Linked DNA regions of Homo sapiens: region 1 is linked to region 2. A link is an interaction called in ENCODE POLR2A ChIA-PET data of the cell type or tissue named here. Cell type or tissue: A673. All regions are shown on one strand. Links, peaks and the distances in the headings refer to the core of each region. The heading gives the core; the rest is flanking DNA.

Evidence for each region. Peaks named below come from ENCODE experiments on the same cell type or tissue, not always from the same donor. Only the 100,000 strongest peaks of a DNase experiment are listed, where the experiment ranks them.
Region 1: POLR2A ChIA-PET joins it to region 2 with 13 read pairs; 2 of 35 experiments call an interaction of 5 or more read pairs at or near these places.

Annotation. Positions count from the first base shown.
Region 1 is chr2:201,656,243-201,668,703 of GRCh38, reverse strand. It overlaps MPP4 (MAGUK p55 scaffold protein 4), which reads left to right. Exons shown (of 22, transcript NM_033066.3): 13 at 2,332-2,370; 14 at 4,603-4,623; 15 at 8,358-8,372; 16 at 10,186-10,227; 17 at 12,336-12,461. Among named protein-coding and RNA genes, the nearest start is that of TMEM237, 19 kb to the right of the region's middle. In A673, for the core only: a CTCF peak has its summit at 2,737 (motif pointing left); a DNase peak (open chromatin) is centred at 7,153.
Region 2 is chr2:201,584,556-201,592,555 of GRCh38, reverse strand. All of the region lies in intron 4 of CATSPERT (catsper channel auxiliary subunit tau), which reads left to right. Among named protein-coding and RNA genes, the nearest start is that of CATSPERT, 31 kb to the left of the region's middle. In A673, for the core only: no CTCF peak of the experiment used is centred there; no DNase peak of the experiment used is centred there.

The sequences.
Region 1 (12,461 bases), core at 2,389-10,388, 74 kb before region 2:
ACAAGATACCACAGACTAAGTGGCTTAAACAACAGATATTTATTTTCTCACAGTTCTGGAGGCTGGAAGTCTAAGATTAAGGTTCCAGCAGGGTTGGTTTCTGGTAAGGCCTCTTCCTGGCTTGCAGACAGCCACCTTCTTTGCTGTGTGCTTATGTGGTGTTGCCTCTGTGCATCCTTAGAGGGAGAGGGAGAGGGAGAGAGAAAGAAGAGAGAGAGAGAGAGAGGAAGAGAAGAGAAGAGAAGAGAAGAGAAAGAGAGAGAGATCGATTGATCTGATGTGTTTTTTCTTCTTATAAGGCCACCAGTTCTATCAAATTAAGGCCCCAGCAGTATGACCTCATTTAACCTTAATTACCTCCTTAAAGGCCCTCTCTCTAAATACAGCCATACTGAGGGCAAGGGCTTCAACATATGAATACTGGGGGGAACACAATTCAGTACATTATCCTAGCTGATAATGTGGAATCATTGATTTGGGGAGAACAAAATCAGTGGCCCTATCTTAGATCCCAGAGTCAAGCGTCAGAAAAGTCAGAGCTTCTCATGCTGTTACTAGATAATCATGCCTGGTTTTTTGTACCTTCCTCTGTAAAATAAAAATGAAAATTGTAGTCTTTGTTTGCCCTAAAGAAAAACAACTTTGTTATGTACTGGGAACTAATGAACTCACTGTTGTTATGGATGGCTAATAACAATCTAATTATTTAACTAGGAAATTAAATTAATCTAATTAATTAGGAAAATAATCTCTAAATGAATATAAGTAAACAAATGACAGTGCAGAAAATCTCAACCATGCCACTCGTTTATCTGTGTCCCTACCTGTATGAGACAGTGTTATTTCATAAAATTTTTCATATTTCACTTAAAAACATTAATGAGTGATGTGGTTTTTAAGGGGTGGCGATAACACCTTATAGTGTTATAAAGGTTACCTTATAGTGTAGCTTATTCTACAGACTATACTTTGGACTACACTTTTACAGACTATGTACTTTTGGAACATGTATAAGCTTCATTTATTAAATCCGTATTTGTTGAGCACCTGGGATGTGCTGGGCACTGCTAGAAACAAGATGTAAAGTGCTGAAAGAAAAAATTCAGAACCTTTATTCAAATCAACAATTTTGATATTTAAAAGAAAACTCAATTTAAGAAATAATTTATCATTTGCCCACTATGTGCAAAATACTGTACTAAGAGTCTGTAAAAACTAGTGAGGCAGTCCCTGTCTTCAAGAAGCTGTCTAGGAGAACAAAGAAGGCAAACCCCCGAATGGTTATAGATGTAGAATAGATGTGCAGTAGCAGACAGTTCAAGGTAGTAGGAAGAAAATGCTCTGCAAGGGGGTATTCATTCTGATCAGTGTTTGGGATGGACCTAGAAGCATGACAGGCACAGGGAACAGTGTAAGCAAAGGCTGTGATGTCCACTCTAATGGTAGCGTAAGATGCGTGAAGGAGAGAAGCAGATGACAACCTTCCAAGCTGGGTTTAGATCATGCTGTAGAGAGTTTTGAGAATTAGGATAAGTAGTTTTTAAAGTTATGTTCCTTTATTCTCTTATATATACTTCAGCTAAAGGTAAAGATAATTCACATTTATTGAGTACTTACCATATGCCTGAGCTTTTCGTGCATTTTCTCAATCCTAGCCTATATGGTAGGTACTGTTACTCTCCCCATTTTCACATGGAGAACAGAGGCTTAGAGGTCAACTAATTTGTGCAGCATTCAAAAGCCTATGGTTTTTAATTTTTAACCATTTTATGTTATATAGCCTCCCACATCATACATTTTCATTTAATATAGGAGAGCCCTTTTTATCTCTCCAAGTAAGCAATAGTTGTAAATTTATCATAAGGTGGACTGAGTTTTATTGACATACCTAATTTTATTTGTATTTTGTGAGTTTTATTGACATACATAGGGAATTTTTTTTATTTTTATTTATTTTTATTTATTTTTATTTTTATTTTTAGATGGAGTTTCGCTCTTGTTGCCCAGGCTGGAGTGCAATGGCACTATCTCGACTCACTGCAACCTCTGCCTCCCGGGTTCAAACGATTCTCCTGCCTCAGCCTCCCACGTAGCTGGGATTATATAGGCATGTGCTACCACACCCGACTAATTTTTGTTTTTTTTGGTAGAGACATGGTTTCACCATGTCGGTCAAGTTGGTCTCGAACTCTTGATCTCAGGTGATCCGCCCGCCTCGGCCTCCCAGAGTGCTGGGATCACAGGCATGAGCCACCATGCCTGGCCGGGAATTTTCTTTTTAATGCAGACACATTTTAAATTCTGTTTCTCCCTTTCTATACTCTTTTATAGAAGATGACATGAAGATTGATGAGAAATGTGTGGAAGCAGGTAACATTTTCTCTTGATTGCTTTGCTGTTAGAAGAAATATGAAGCATGTCAATTATAGATTATCTGAAGCAGAGGTGTCCAAAGGGGCCATGGGCCTTTCCTCTAGAAATGTGTAAAATGACCCTCCACCCCCATCTATCTTCTGTAGTTCTGGCACTTGGAAGGAGAAGCTGTGGTAATGTCTCCAGGTTCCCACTGATCTACTAGAAAATGTTCTAGAAAGCAGTGCTTTGTAAATGATCTCAAGAACACTTAGTAACTCTCAGCATATCCGATGGTAGAACACTTGGAAACCTCTGCTCTTTGTGAAATACCATAAAATATTGCAGTATCAAATTTTTAAAGAGCAATATATATATTTTATTATTAAGTTTGATGCCATCTTCTGGTGGATTCTAGTATAGATAAATAGTAGTAGGTTCCAAAATGATGAGACATGCATGAAAGTTTTTTACATTTCTACTCTTTAATTTTTTTGTAAATTGGGAAAAGATTTTTCAAATTTAGTGGCAGAACTAAGATTGGCTTAAGAATCACTAGGATTTTGTTAGGAGACCAGTTGGAGAACCTTAGTCTGACAGGTGAATCTGTCTTTGCTTTACAGGCTAGTCTAGTTTTTAGAAGTGAGAGAACAATGTAAAATTTTAAAACAGTGGGCATTTCAATGATTCACATATATTTTCCAGAGCAACAGCAGAATACTGCTGACATTATGTTTATTTTACCAAGTATACATTTTTTTAAACTTGCAGTAATATTCATTTCTTTTCTACAATTTCCATTATATTTTTATTAGGTAACAATTCACATAGTTCAAAATTTAATAACTACAAAGGTATATTCAGTAAGAAGTTCCTCTCTTTCCATGTTCTCCTACTCATTTTTCTTTCTTGGGGCAATAAATTTTAATAGTTTCTTCAGTATCACCCCAGACATATTCTGTGCACATAAAAGCAATGATGTGGCCGGGCGTGGTGGCTCATGCCTGTAATCCCAGCACTTTGGGAGGCCGAGGTGGGCGGATCACGAGGTCAGCAGATGCAGACCATCCTGCCTAACACAGTGAAACCCTGCCTCTACTAAAAAAATAGAAAAAAAAATTAGCCAGGCGTGGTGGCGGGCGCCTGTAATCCCAGCTACTCAGGAGGCTGAGGCAGGAGAATGGCGTGAACCCGGGAGGCAGAGCTTGCAGTGAGCCGAGATTGCGCCACTGCACTCCAGCCTGGGCGACAGAGCGAGACTCCGTCTCAAAAAAAAAAAAAAAAAAAAGCAATGATGTATGTATTTCTCCTTCCCCCTTCATCACCCCCATCTTTTTTTCCAAATCCAAATGCACATACTCTTTGATAGCAAGATATGCACACTGTTCTGTTCCTGGCTTTTCCAACTTAACATTCTGTATCTTGGAGGTGACTCTATCTTAGCACATAAAGAGCCTTGTTTTATTTTTTTAACAGCTTATTGGTTATTGTATACTTATACAATCATTTATTTGTAGGCATTGTGTTATGTCCATTTGTTTCTATTATAAACAGTGCTACAATGAATTGCCTTATAACTATATCATTTTACATGCATGAGAATACCTTAGATGCAGCATTGCCTGATCCAAGGACGCATGCATTGGTAATGTTGCCATGTATTTCAAATTACCCTCCATGTATGTTTCTTAATCCTTAATCTCTCTTTAAAATGCTAACAAGAGTTGTTTTAACTAATGCGGAAGTTGGTTTATCTCACATCCTTCTCAGCCACCTGATCAAGCCTACGTAATCAAGTCATTCATATGCTCACTCTCCTCGTCATCACCCCCGTTTGTGGGTCCGCAACTCTTCAGGCAGGGTGCACCCCTCCTACATCGGCAAGCCCTCTGCAGCAAAGCCGAGCAGTATCCAACAGTCTCTAGGGATTTCCCTGACATTCCACTTTCCCCTTCCCTCTGAGCTGCTTTTTACATTTTATTTTATTCACCTTCTATTATTTTATTTATTTTGAGCTCCTGCTGCACCCCTGACTGTCATCATGGCTCAACTGCCGAATACCATGTGTTTCATGTAAAGCTGATATATGCCATAGAGACACCATCGATTCGACCTTGATTTAGGAAAAAAACTTTACAAAGGTGGTGTATGGGCAGAAGTAGGGGCCAGAGAATTAGACTTAAAATATAGACTCAGTGTAGATGGTCATGTAATAACATTTTTGATTTTTGCCTCCATGAAAAATCATAGATGAAGAAACATTTGAATCTGGTAAGTAAAAAATGAGTATTTGGTACTGATTTTTAAATGTATATTCTAAATTTTGATGCAATTTATACACATATTTATAATAACTGTTTAAATATATCAACATTAAAAAATTAAAAAGTAACTGCGTGTATCCCACATCATGTTGTCAACCTCAAATATACATTATAAAATTTATTTTTAATTTTAATTTTTAATTTTTTTGAGACAAGGTCTCTCTGTCACTCAGGCTGGAGTGCAGTGGTGTGATCATGGCTCATTGCAGCCTCGAATTCCTGAGCTCAAGTGATCCTCCCACCTCAGCCTTCCAAACAGCTGGAACTACAGGCATATGCCATTACACCTGGCTAATTTATTTATTTATTTTGAGACAAGGTCTCAGTCTGTTGCCCAAGGTGAGGTGCAAGTGGTATGATCATAGCTCACTGCAGCCTTGACTTCCTTGGCTCAGGTGATCCTCCCACTTTAGCCTCCCAAGTAGCTGGGACTACAGTCCCATGCCACCATGCGTGGCTAATTTTTCAATTTTTTGTAGATACAGGGTCTCACTGTGTTGCTCAGGCTTGTCTCCAACTCCAGGCCTCGAGTGGTTCTCCCACCTTGACCTCCCAAAGTGAGCCACCACACCTGGTCCCAGTAAAATGTATTTTAAAAAATACAGCAACAGTGCAGTTGTGAGATGTAGATTTTACCTTAGCCAGTACTTCTCACAGGGCTAGTACTGTCCCTGATGTAGCATTTTGGAACTTTTTGGGAGCATTTTTTTATTGTCACATTGATTGCGGATACTCCTGGCCTTTAACTGGTGTCTCTTGACCCACGTATCTTCTGAATGTCCTGCTGGACAAAACTCGTTACAAATATAAAAGCGTCATTTTTCAACACACAAAAAGTTTTCATAAGATTTAGCATGAGAAGCACAGTGGTTTAGAAGACAGTCATTACAGAGAGAGACATTCAAACAGAATGCAGGCATTGCCTTGCAATTATTGAATGATTTATTCCACGTATCCTGTTTATTCGATATTGCTAGTAAATAAACTGGAAAGTATATCTATACTGAATTAATTTTCTTTTTCTTTAATATATTATTTGTTATTATTGATGACATATGGTATCAAGTGTCTGTCCCTCAAAATAATGTTGACATCATTAAAAACAAAATAGGCCCCACAGAATTTTATTTTTAAACTGCAAACCTGCTGGGGCATGTTAACATGACTTATCCAATTCCAAGTATATTATTTTTCCTCATTTTCTCCCATTTCATTGGTCTCTAATTGCTTTGGCATATTATCTTTACCCCAATTAAGGCAATTTTCTTCTTTCTCTTATCACATACAAATAAATCTAGCCTTTTATTACTTACCAAAACACTTTTTATTCTAGTGTCCACCTGTTTCTTTTCTATTTTTCTGTACTTCATATAAGGAATATTTTCTGATTTTCTTACTTCTCTTGAATCCATGCTTCGTTATAAGTAAATATTAATATAAGCATCTAGTAGTTTCTTAGGTCTTCCAAATATGTTATGCCCAAGGATTTATATTTTGATATATATACTTTTTTTTTTTTTTTTTTTTGAGACAGAGTCTCACTCTGTCACCCAGGCTGGAGTGCAGTGGTGTGATCTGGGCTCACTGCAATCTCCATCCCCCAGGCTCAAGTGATTCTTGTGCCTCAGCCTCCTGAGTAGCTGGGATTACAGGTGTGCACCACAACACCCAGCTAATTTTTGTATTTTTAGTAGAGACGGGTTTCCATGTTGCTCAGGCTAGTCTCGAACTCCTGATCTCAAGTGATCCGTCTGCCTTGTATATATATACTTTTAAAATATATATATATTTTAAAATATAAATTACTTCTTTTAAAATGTTTTTTAATGTTACAGCTGGAGCATTGTATTGATTTTTAAAATTACATGTGTGGTAGATTATGCCATCTATTAATTTCCTTTCATAAAAGTAGAGAGATGGCTACAAATATTAGTTATAAAAAAAGAAAGCATTGAGACAGATGAGTTGTGAACCACTTTTCTAAATTATTTACATTTATGTTGTTTCAAAATTTCCTATTTTCCGTTAGATGGTTGGCCTGTTAGAAATAATTTAATTGATTATTTATACTTGCCCATTTGGCTTAGTTTTTAATTCCCCTAGCTTATTCTCATCCTTCTTTGTTCTGTCCCACTGGAAAACACTCCACATGTGAAGGCTGAGGTTGAGGCCGGGGAGTGTTTGCGGGTCTGTGGAAGGAGAAGCAGTGGGTGAGACCACCGACTCCAGCCAGATTGGCCAGTTTGAACCCTGGGTTCATTACTCACTAACTGCGGGTTCTCTGGCTCTTAACCTCTCTGCCCTTCAGGTTCCTCACCTCTAAAATGGCAACAATAATTTATATGAATAAAGTGCTTAGAACAGTGCCTGGTACACAGGAAGTGCTACACAAGTGTTAGCGGGCATTATTATTGTGAAATCTTGTTCCTTGGGGGAGTCAGCAGCCAGTTCTTTTGAGAACAGCACTGCAGAGGGAGGTGCCTACTGTAAAACGCCCCTTGTGGACTCCTCTCAGCTGGAAAAGTGAGAACTCTCAAGCATCGATACGTTCTGAACCCAGCTCTCTGAGGAGCTCAATTAAGGAACAGTTAGCACCCAGCTGGCATATTTTCTAAGCATAGAACCCTTGGCATTCATTCCATGATGCTTAATTCTGTTACTTAGACTGCTTAGTGAGCAGTTAAGGTTCTTCAGTTTCGGTCTGTAGTCTGAATAAAGTATAGTATGACTTCCTTGAATTTCCCCAGGAGGTGACGAGGTGATTGTATGGTTTATTTAATCAGAAGCGTCATTAAAAAAAAAAAAAAGGCTGGATATGGTGGCTCACGCCTCTAATCCCAGCACTTTGGGAGGCCGAGGCAGGCAGATCACTTGAGGTCAGGAGTTCGAGACCAGCCTGGCCAACATGATGAAACCCCGTCTCTACTAAAAATACAAAAATTAGCCAGGCGTGGTGGCTCATGCCTATAATCCCAGCTACTCAGGAGGTTGAGGCAAGAGAATTGCTTGAACTTGGGAGACAGAGATTGCAGTGAGCCAAGATAGCACCATTGCACTCCAGCCTGGGTGACAGAGGGGACTGCATCTCAAAACAAACCAAAAAACAGAATATGGCTATTTTGTGATATCTAGAAAACAAAGAAAACAGTTTGCTTTGTATTTGGTTTCCTCTGTCTTCATGGGGCAGCTGGGGATGGAAGTGTGTGAGACCCAGGAAGGGGAAGGAATGAGGACCCTCGCTTGGGCCAGAGGCTGCTGCAGCACCCAGCAGCAGCACCATTTCTACCACTTCCTCCCCTTCACAGAGCTGCTGCAATACTGCCTCGGGGAGAGAGGAGGGAGAAGGCTCAAACCTGTTGCTTTCCTTTAACTTCTCCCTTTGAAGCCCTATTTTGTGCCAACCAAGTAGAGTCTTCCTGAGTTAAAAAGCCTTCAGGGAGAGTCTTGATAGGCAACTTTCAGAAAAAGTTACTGTCCCAAGCAGCAGAGTCAGGGCAAACCAGTTTCTCAGTCCCAATCATGTGGTGATCATTTGCCTTGCCAGGCCTTACCCGAGTTACCTTTTGCTAGTGGTGACGTGCACGTCTTGCTTATGTCATTTGCCTTGATTTGATGGCTAACATGATCTTCTTAAAGGCTTAACTTTTTCATGTCTGTTTCTGCACTTACCCAAATATCCAGAGGAACTTTCAGAAGGTAATTGTTTTTATTTCCTAGATATACCAAATAGAACTATGTTTAAGATCTTTCAGTGCCTCAAAAATGAATACTTGACTGGATAATGTTTAAGATGAAGATACGGAATTTGTTGTTGTTTATGGTTTTCCCCTCATATTTACATTTTTTCCCGAGGAAACACACTTCCAAACTAAGTTTGTGAGGTTCTCCAAGGATATGACATTTTGTGGGTGAAATCAATGATTAAATATTCAGTTTCATAGACAACATTTAAAAGAACAATAAAAATAATTAAGCTTTATGAATGTATCCCCAAGAAAACATTTCCTTTTAAACTTACTGACATATCTAAGTGAGAAAATATACTTACTTACCAGAAGATGGAATTGATATTGGTGTGTTTTCTTTCTATGTATTTTAAAACACTTAAAAAAAAAAGGTTAAGAAAAAAGGTTGCATATGTCAGTTCATTCTATTAACAAATGCTCTTTATATTTTATATATATGTTTATATTTGAGACGAAGTCTCTCTCTGTTGCCCAGACTGGAGTGCAGTGGTATGATCTCAGCTTACTGCAACCTCCATCTCCCAAGTTCAAGTGATTCTCCTGCCTCAGCCTCCCAAGTAGCTGGGACTACAGGCACAAGCCACCACACCTGGCTAATTTTTTGTATTTTTAGTAAAGGCGGGGTTTCACCATGTTGGGTAGGCTGGTCTCGAACTCCTGACCTCAAGTGATCTGCCACCCTCGGCCTCCCAAAGTGCTAGGATTACAGGCATGAGCCACTGCACCTGGCTATATATTATTTCAATGATCAGAGCAGAGCTGTATATTTGAGAAGGAACTTAAGTAAAAAGTAATTTGAAAATAATTTTCTTAATAACTTTTTTTCTGGAGTTTTTTCCTGAGATCTCAATGAAAGGAGAAACAGGAGTTTGAACTATCTCTAGATGCTTCAGAGGCAGTGGGCACAGTTTTCCTCATTTTGTCTCTCAGAGTCCTGGCCAGTCAGAAACATTTGGCAGCCACAGAGCAAATCTTATCTTATATAGAATGAACCCTTTTAAGAGGGAGAAAATAAAAACCCATATCTAGCAAAGAGATTAATTACAGGACTTGCAGAAAAAAAAAATTATAAACACAGTATGGTCAAGAACAAGGCCGGGCGTAATCCCTGTAATCCCAGCAGTTTGGGAGGCTGAGGTGGGTGGATCACCTGAGGTCAGGAGTTCAAGACCAGCCTGACCAACATGGTGAAACTCCATCTCTACTAAAAATACAAAAATTAGCCGGGCATGGTGGTGCGTGCCTGGAATCCCAGCAACTCGGGAGGCTGAGGCAGGAGAATCACTTGAACCCAGGAGGTGGAGGTTGCAGTGGCCGAGATCGTGCCATTGCACTCCAGAGTGAGCAACAACAGCAGGGGGGTAGGCAGGGAGGGAGAAGAACAAAAAGCTACTTTATGCTTATTTAAAGTTATATGATACTGAATCATAGTAAAAACATAAGAACTGGGTATGTATTTTTAAACATATCCTAAGGAAACTTATCTTAAAAAATTAATAAACTCGTTTTGGCTTTAACCATACTAGACAGAATACATTCAGTGTAACGCTCAAATTCTGTGAAGTGCGTCCCTATAGTTTGTTGTGTGTGAATAATAGGATGAAAAATGCTTAGAACATTCGGTGAGCCACTCAAGGATAAATTCAACTCTGCTGCCGTCTACTAAGGTGGTCACTTGAAAAGTTGAAAATGATTTCATGAATTTATTCTGAATAAACTTCTCGCTCTCACATATTCTGCTCCATCTGTTCTTTGTGTTTCAGACAAGGAGGAGTTTGTTGGCTACGGTCAGAAGTTCTTTATAGGTAGGTGATAAATTAACAAGAGGTGGGTCTCTGTCACTTGTTAAATTATGTTTCCAAACCTGACACTGTTTTGAAAGTTTCTTTTGCTAATGAACATTTCCAGACCTGTTCCTCATTCTAGTTTCCTTTTCTTTCTGTCCTTTTTTCTTGTCAATATTCTGATCCATTAATTATTCATTGTTATTCATCTAATTTCCACTGGGTTATCTATTAATTACTCATCAAACACAAATCTTTTTGTTTTCTTCCAGACTGTTTCGTAACCTATTTATCTTATGCTAAAGAGACAAAGTCTCTGACTTTTAAACTTACTTCTTATGGCCACATTTCTATCATCTGTCACCTGGGCAGAGCTTTGTGAAGGACCAGGTACCACTCATGTAAAACCGCTCTGGGCTTCCTTCTATAGGGAGGCAGGGGAAAACTAGCAGAGCCGCAGGGTCTAGAAGGTTGGTTCCCAAGCTGGATGCATTTTGGAATCATCAGGGGAGCGTGAAAAAAAAAAAACAAAAAAAAAAAAAACAAGGGGCCACCTTTCTGTATTGCTTTCAGAATCATTCAGCCTAAAAGCTATTAGGTAGAGCTGAGCAGAGTAGGCAGCTACACAAAGGTGGAGAGTAAGGAGCATGAGCAGGGTGAAGAAGGCATCTGTGCAGGGGACAATGGTAGCCTGGTGCCAATTGTCAGAGGCAGAGTAAAATCAAGAGGGCAGCTGCCATCACTTGGCCTCTGATACCCAACAGGCTTTACAAAGATGCCCGCCTCATCTAGCTTGGGCTCTGACACTTTGTGCGAGGCTATCAACACTGTCTGTCCCCTATCTTGCACATTTAAGTGCTCTTGATTGATACAATAAGCAAAAAAAAACAAAAAAACAAAAAAAAAACAAGGGCCAGGGTTCTCACTGTTAGAGAAGGGAGTTACAAACATGGAAAGGGGAAGTCTAGAATGAATCCTGTAGTGTTGGATTGACATTGTATGTACTGGTGTGAACTCATGGTTTTCAATATATAGACATACAAATATAGATCGAAATGTGCATGTGTATTTATATGTACACATAGAGTTGCTAACTCTGTCTACTGAGAGCACCTGGAAACAGCTCTGAAGATACCAGAAAGCCCTATGATTCGAAAGGCAGATTAAGCAGGAATCTAGGAGCTTAGAAATCATGACCCATGTGTCCAACTTTGCACTGATCACACAGTCCTAAGCAACCACCTAACCTGTCTGTGTCTTAGTGAAACCACCTGAAAAATGTGAAAAATGAGCCTGCTCCACTCTTTCTACCCTGGCCCAAGCCACCCTCATCTCCCACCCAGACCACTGCAGTAGCTTCCTAACTGCTCTCTCCTGAGGCCACACTTGCTCTCCCTACGGTTTACACCAACCAGAGGAGTCTTTCAGAAACATGAATCAAATCATGTCACTACCAACAGCTTCCCATCACACTTCCACAACAATCCAACACTTTCAGAGGCCCTGTGTGATCTGGCTCCAGCCACTTCCCTGACCCTATTTCCATACTCCCTGTTGCTTACCGCCCTGCAGCTATACAGGCTTCCTTGCTGTTCCTCAAATGCTCCAAGCACAGTTCGTTTCTCTGCACCACTGCACTTGCTGTTCCCTTGGCCTGGCTTGCCCGTCTCTGCAGAGGCTTCCTGATGTGGCTCCCTGCCTTCCTCCAGATGTCTGCTCAACGCCAACCTTTCAGAGATACTCCAACCTTACTGCCTATCTAAAAAAGCACCCCCATCACTCTCTATCTACCTCATCTTCTTATGAGTACTTATTTTTTGTTGTTTTTTATGTTTGTCTCTCTTCTTCTACAAAATGTAGATTTCATGAGAAAGTGGCCTTGGATTAGTTGAGCCATCTATCGCCAGCACCCAAGACAATGCCTGGCCCAGAGCAGGTGCTAGATGGGCTAGCACAGGGGGCATTTTCATATTTTTCCCTCATATTACTTCCCATCTTCTAACTTCAGACAGACCTGACTATATTAATGAACACTTTAGGATCATGGTTGCTACATATTTCATCAGGTGTGAAGCTACAAGTGATCTCTCCTGCCTGGTTCTTACGTTCTGTGCACTTCCCCTCCCTAGCTGGCTTCCGCCGCAGCATGCGCCTTTGTCGCAGGAAGTCTCACCTCAGCCCGCTGCATGCCAGTGTGTGCTGCACCGGCAGCTGCTACAGTGCAGTGGGTGCCCCTTACGAGGAGGTGGTGAGGT
Region 2 (8,000 bases), core at 1-8,000:
CATTCCTTCTGAAACTATTCCAATAAATAGAAAAAGAGGGAATCCTCCCTAACTCATTTTATGAGGCCAGCATCATCCTGATACCAAAGGCGGGCAGAGACACAACCAAAAAAGAGAATTTTAGACCAATATCCTTGATGAACATTGATGCAAAAATCCTCAATAAAATACTGGCAAACCGAATCCAGCAGCACATCAAAAAGCTTATCCACCATGATCAAGTGGGCTTCATCCCTGGGATGCAAGGCTGGTTCAATATATGCAAATCAATAAATGTAATCCAGCATATAAACAGAACCAAAGACAAAAACCACATGATTATCTCAATAGATGCAGAAAAGGCCTTTGACAAAATTCAACAACCTTTCATGCTAAAAACTCTCAATAAATTAGGTATTGACGTATTTCAAAATAATAAGAGCTATCTATGACAAACCCACAGCCAATATCATACTGAATGGGCAAAAACTGGAAGCATTCCCTTTGAAAACTGGCACAAGACAGGGTTGCCCTCTCTCACCACTCCTATTCAACATAGTGTTGGAAGTTCTGGCCAGGGCAATTAGTCAGGAGAAGGAAATAAAGGGTATTCAATTAGGAAAAGAGGAAGTCAAATTGTCCCTGTTTGCAGACGACATGATTGTATATCTAGAAAACCCCATTGTCTCAGCCCAAAATCTCCTTAAGCTGATAAGCAACTTCAGCAAAGTCTCAGGATACAAAATCAATGTACAAAAATCGCAAGCATTCTTATACACCAATAACAGACAAACAGAGAGCCAAATCATGAGTGAACTCCCATTCACAATTGCTTCAAAGAGAATAAAATACCTAGGAATCCAACTTACAAGGGATGTGAAGGACCTCTTCAAGGAGAACTACAAACTACTGAGCAAGGAAATAAAAGAGGATACAAACAAATGGAAGAATATTCCATGCTCATGGGTAGGAAGAATCAATATCGTGAAAATGGCCATACTGCCCAAGGTAATTTACAGATTCAATGCCATCCCCATCAAGCTACCAATGACTTTCTTCACAGAATTGGAAAAAGCTACTTTAAAGTTCATATGGAACCAAAAAAGAGCCCGCATTGCCAAGTCAATCCTAAGCCAAAAGAACAAAGCTGGAGGCATCACACTACCTGACTTCGAACTATACTACAAGACTACAGTAACCAAAACAGCATGGTACTGGTACCAAAAGAGAGATATAGATCAATGGAACAGAGCAGAGCCCTTAGAAATAACGCCACATATCTACAACTATCTGATCTTTGACAAACCTGAGAAAAACAAGCAATGGGGAAAGGATTCCCTATTTAATAAATGGTGCTGGGAAAACTGGCTAGCCATATGTAGAAAGCTGAAACTGGATCCCTTCCTTACACCTTATACAAAAATCAATTCAAGATGGATTAAAGACTTAAAACGTTAGACCTAAAATCATAAAAACCCTGGAAGAAAACCTAGGCATTACCATTCAGGACATAGGCATGGGCAAGGACTTCATGTCTAAAACACCAAAAGCAATGGCAACAAAAGCCTAAATTGACAAATGGGATCTAATTAAACTAAAGAGCTTCTTGCACAGCAAAAGAAACTACCATCAGAGTGAACAGGCAACCTACAAAATGGGAGAAAATTTTCGCAACCTACTCATCTGACAAAGGGCTAATATCCAGAATCTACAATGAACTCAAACAAATTTACAAGAAAAAAACAACCCCATCAAAAAGTGGGCAAAGGACATGAACAGACACTTCTCAAAAGAAGACATTTATGCAGCCAAAAAACACTTGAAAAAATGCTCTCCATCACTGGCCATCAGAGAAATGCAAATCAAAACCACAATGAGATACCATCTCACACCAGTTAGAATGGCAATCATTAAAAAGTCAGGAAACAACAAGTGCTGGAGAGGATGTGGAGAAATAGGAACACTTTTACACTGCTGGTGGGACTGTAAACTAGTTCAACCATTGTGGAAGTCAGTGTGGCCATTCCTCAGGGATCTAGAACTAGAAATACCATTTGACCCAGCCATCCCATTACTGGGTATATACCCAAAGGACTATAAATCATGCTGCTATAAAGACACATGCACACATATGTTTATTGCGGCATTATTCACAATAGCAAAGACTTGGAACCAACCCAAATGTCGAACAATGATAGACTGGATTAAGAAAATGTGGCACATATACACCATGGAATACTATGCAGCCATAAAAAATGATGAGTTCATGTCCTTTGTAGGGACATGGATGAAATTGGAAATCATCATTCTCAGTAAACTATCGCAAGAACAAAAAACCAAACGCCACATATTCTCACTCATAGGTGGGAATTGAACAATGAGAACACATGGACACAGGAAGGGGAACATCACACTCTGGGGACTGTTGTGGGGTGGGGGGAGGAGGGAGGGATAGCATTGGGAGATATACCTAATGCTAGAGGATGAGTTATTGGGTGCAGTGCACCAGCATGGCACATGTATACATATGTAACTAACCTGCACATTGTGCACATGTACCCCAAAACTTAAAGTATAATAATAATAAATAAATAAATAAATAAATAAAAAGAAAAGTATCCGTTTATGTCCTTTGTCTGCTTTTTAATGGGGTTGTTTGTTTTTTTCTTGTAAATTTGTTTAAGTTCCATATAGATGCTGGATATTAGACCTTTGTTAGATGCATAGTTTGCAAAAATTTTCCCCCATTCTTTAGGTTGTCTGTTTACTCTGTTGATTATTTTGCTGTGCAGAAGCTCTTTAGTTTAATTAGATCCCATTTGTCAATTTTTGCTTTTGTTGAGATTGCTTTTGGTGTCTTCATGATGAAATCTTTGTCCCTGCCTATGTCCTGAATGGTATTGCTTAGGTTGTCTTCCTGGGTTTTTATATTATAGTTTTGGGTTTTACATTTAAATATTTAATCAATCTTGAGTGAATTTTTGTATATGGTATAAGGTAGAGGTCCAGTTTCAATCTTCTGCATATGGCTCGCCAGTTATCCCAGCACCATTTATTGAATAGGGAATCCTTTCCCTATTGGTTGTTTTTGTCAGGTTTGTCAAAGATCAGATAGTTGTAGGTGTGTGGTCTTATTTCTGGGTTCTCTGTTCTGTTCCTTTGGTCTATGTGTCTGTTTTTGTACCAGTACCATGCTGTTTTGGTTACGTAGCCCTGTAGTATAGTTTGAAGTTGGGTAGTGTGATGCCTCTAGCTTTGTTATTTTTGCTTAGGATTGCTTTGGTTATTTGGGCTCTTTTTTGGTTCTATATGAATTTTAAAGTAGTTTTCTCTAGTTCTTTGAAGAATCTCAATGGGGGTTTAATAAGAATAGCATTGAATCTATAAATTTATTTGGGCAGTAATGGCCATTTTAATGATATTGATTCTTTCTATGCATGAGCATGGAATGTTCTACCATTTGTTGTGTCATCCCTGACTTCTTTGAGCAGTGGTTTGTAGTTCTCCTTGTAGAGATCTTTCACCTCTCTAGTTAGCTGTACTCCTAGGTATTTTATTCTTTTTATAGCAGTTGTGAATGGGAGTTCATTCCTGATTCAGTTCTTGGCTTGTTGTTGGTGTATAGGAATGCTAGTGATTTTTGCACATTGATTTTGTATCCTAGGACTTTGCTGAAGTTGTTTATCAGTTTTAGAAGCTTTTGGGGTGAGACTATGGGGTTTTGTAGATGTAGGATTATGTCATCTGCAAACGGATAGTTTGACTTCCTCTGTTCCTATTGGGATACCTTTTATTTCTTTTACTTGCCTGATTGCCCTGGCCAGGATTTCCAATGCTATGTTGACTAGGAGTGGTGAGAGAGGGCATCCTTGTCTTGTGCCAGTTTTTAAGGGGAATAGGGAATTGGTTTGGATTTACATCCATTGTTTTTGAAGCACATCAGCTGAATAAAGTTGAGGTTTGTTAAAAAAAAAAAAAGAGTAGGGAACCATTGCCCATTCAGTGTGATGTTGGCTGTGGGTTTCAACTAGGTATTGAAGGACCATACCTCAGAATAATAATATCTTTCTTATTATTCTGAGGTATGGTCCTTCAATACCTAGTTTATTGAGAGTGTTTGACATGAATGGTATTGAATTTTATTCAATAGCTGCATTATCTGCATCTATTGAGATAATCATGTGGGTTTTGTCTTTAGTTCTGTTTATGCGATTGATCACATTTATTGATTTGTATACGTCAAACCAACCTTGCATCCCAAGGATAAAGCCTACTTGACAGTGGTGGGCAAGCTTTTTGATCTGCTGCTAAATTCAGTTTGCCAGTATTTTGTTGAGGATTTTTGCATCAATGTTCATCAAGGATATTGGCCTAAAGTTTTCTTTTTTGTTGAATCTCTGCCAAGTTTTCATCAGGGTGATGCTGGCCTCATAGAATGAGTTAGGGAGGCGTCCCTTCTGCTCAATTTTGGGGAATAGTTTCAGTAGGAATGGTACTAGCTCTTCTTTGTACATCTGGTAGAATTCAGCTATGAATTCATCTGGTCTTGGGCTTTTTCTGGTTGGTAGGCTATTTATTATTGCTTCAATTTCAGAGCTTGTTATTGGTCTATTCAGGGATTCAGTTTCTTCCTGGTTCAGTCTTGGGAGGGTATATGTGACCATGAATTTATCCATTTCTTGGAGATTTTCTAGTTTATTTGCATAGTGGTGTTCATAATATTCTCTAATGGTTGTTTGTATTTTTGTGGGGTCAGTGGCAATATCCCCCTTGTCGTTTCTGGTTGTCTTTATTTGAATCCAGAAGAGGAAATATTTAAAGAACTAATGACCTAAGTCTTCCCCAAATTGATTAAAAATCCATCCATAGATTCAAGAAACTCAGTGAACCTTAAGTGAGTAAGTACAGAAATGATCACACATATGTACGTCCCATTCAAACTGCTGAAAACAAAAGATAATGAGAAAATCTTAAAGGCAGCCAGAGGAGGGAAAAACACATTACATTCAGATGCACAACAATAAGAATATCAGCTGACTCTCCATCAGAAACAATGTAAATCGGAGGACAAGAGAATGCCAGCTTTAGAATGCTGGGAGGCGGGGAAATTCAGCCTAGATTTCTATATTCAGTGAGAATATACTTCAAAAAGATGGTGAAAGACAAAAGCTGAGAGAATTTGTATCTAGAAGACCTGCATTGTAATAAATATCAAAGAAAGCTTCAGGTTGAAGACAAATGATCCCAGATAGAAGCCCAGATATACAGGAAGGAAGAGCACTAGAAATGGTAAATGAGTGGGTAAAAATACAAGACTATTAAAAAAATTTATCCAAAAGACAATTGAGTTTTATTATTTAAAAACACAATAATGTCAATGAATGATAGGAATTGTAGCATATGTAGAAGTGCAATACATGGCCAGAATAGCACAGAGAATGAGGAGGTGTAAATAGAATTATGCTATTGGACATGGTGGTTTAATTTTAATTCAAGATACATTGTGATATGTGAAAGATCCATATTATAATCCCTACAGCAACCACTAAAAGTTAAACAAAATTGTATTAGGAAGGAAGAAAGGAGAAAGAGAGGGAGGGAGCCAGGGAGAAGGGGGGAAGGAGGGAGGAAGATGAGTGTGGAAACTAAATTAGCATTAAATTTGAGAACTTAGAAAATGACAGTAAAACTTTAGGAAATCAAGAGGAAGAAATTAGTAACAAAAGAAATAAATGAGGTATTTACAACAGTATAGATGTTAAAGAAATGTAACAATACAAAAGCTAATTAGTAATAAAAGTAACACAGTAGGCACAATTCTGGTAAGTCTCATTAAGAAAATTATGCAAAATTTGGAATATAGGTATAAATATGAAGGCAGTTAAAAACTGTAAGAGAATACCATATATAACTCTATGCTAAAAATTTGAAAATATTGATGAAATAGAATATTATATTAGAAAAATATAAATTACATTATGTTTTATCTGTATCTTTTGTAAACTGAATATAGATTTAAAATATCCAGTCTGACAGTCTTTTTATTTTATCTACATCTGTTAGTGTAGTAGTTAATATATGTAATGTTAATGTATGTAACGTTACTGTAGCATCTGTTACATTTTATATAATTATAATATATTTGAGTTTAAATCTATTACCTTCTTTTGTGCTTTCTATTTATCCCAATTGAACCATGGATTATTTTTTTCTTCTTTCCTCTTTTGTCTTCTTTTCTTCATCTCTGGGATTGAGTACGGTTGATGCTTGGACAACACAGGCACTGAGGCACTGACCCCCCTCTGCAGTCAAAACTGACTTCCCCAGTCAGTAGACTACTAATAGTCTACTGTTGACTAGAATTTTTACCAATAACATAAACAGTTGATCGACACATATTTTGTATGTTATGTATTATATACTGTATTCTTACAATAACGCAACTAGAGAAAAGAAAACGTTAAAAAAATCATAGGGAAGAGAAAGCGTATTTACTGTTCATTAAGTGGAAGAGGATCATCATAAAGGTCTTCATTCTTGTCGTTTTCACATTGAGCAGGCTGAGAAAGAAGAGAGGTTGGTCTTGCTGTCTCAAGGGTGGCGGAGGAGGAAGAGGTGGAGGAGGTAGAAGGAGAGGCAGGAGAGGCAGGCACATTGGGTCTAACTTTTATTGAAAAACCATGTGTAAGTGGACGCATGCAGCTCAAACCATGTTGTTCAAGGGTCAACTGTATTTTACAATTTCATTCCATTTTTCTTCTTTCTTGTTTTGGAGATTATACACTACTCTTTTTAAAAATGGCTATCATAGAAATTATGTATGCTTATCAAATCCAATGTTTAACAATATCCTCATCTTTCATCCTTCTCCTGGGAAGAGCAAGGATCTTAGAAACTTTAATTCCATTTATCACCCTCAACTAATATGTTATTATTGTCTCTTTTTTTTGTATTTTTAATTCCCTTGAGTTGTAATTTGTATTTATTTAATATAGTCTATATTTGTTTAGTTTACCTACATATTTGCCACTTTAACTTTTCTTACAGCTCAGATCATCCTCCTGGGGTCAGTTACCTTCTGTCAGAACTATTTATTTAAAATTATTTTTCCTATGAGAGTTAGTTGGTGACATAATGATTTTGTTTGCCTGGTCTTTTTTTTTTTTTTTCTTGTTCTGTAGGGAATTTTTTTTTTAATACTTTAAGTTCTGGGATACATGTGCAGAACGTGCAGGTTTGTTACATAGGTATACACGTGCCATGGTGGTTTGCTGCACCCATCATACCGTCATCTACATTAGGTATTTCTCCTAAGGTTATCCCTCCCTTATCCCCCCACCCCTCGACAGGCCCTGGTGTGTGATGTTCCCCTCCCCTGTGTCCATGTGTTCTCATTGTTCAACTCCCACTTATGAGTGAGAACATGCGGTGTTTGGTTTTCTGTTCTTTTGTTAGTTTGCAGGTCTTTATGTCATTCTCATTTTTGAATGAAATTTTTTTTGAGTATAGAATTGTAAATTTGCAGTTATTTTCTGAAGTATTTCACTATCTCTTAGCTTCCATATTTGTTGAAGAGAAGTCACTTGTCAGTCTGTCACCTTTGAAAATAATGTATCTTCCTCTTTCTGTGTGTGTTATATATTTTTTTCTTCTAATTTCACTCTGATGTGTTTGTATTTGGGTTTCTGTATATTATGTTGGGATTTATTGGCTGCTTAACCTGGATTGATGATGTTCATTAGTTATGAAAAATTATTAGCTAATATTTCTTTCTTTCTTTCTTTCTTTTTTTTTGAGACAGAGTCTTGCTCTGTCACCCAGGCTGGAGTGCAGTGGCACGATCTTGGCTGACTGCAACCTCTGCCTCCCGGGTTCAAGCGATTCTCCTGCCTCAGCCTCCTGAGTAGCTGGGATTACAGGCGTGCGACACCATGCCCGGCTAAATTTTGTATTTTTAGTAAAGATGGGGTTTCACCATGTTGGTCAGGCTGGTCTCGAACTCCTGACCTTGTGATTCACCC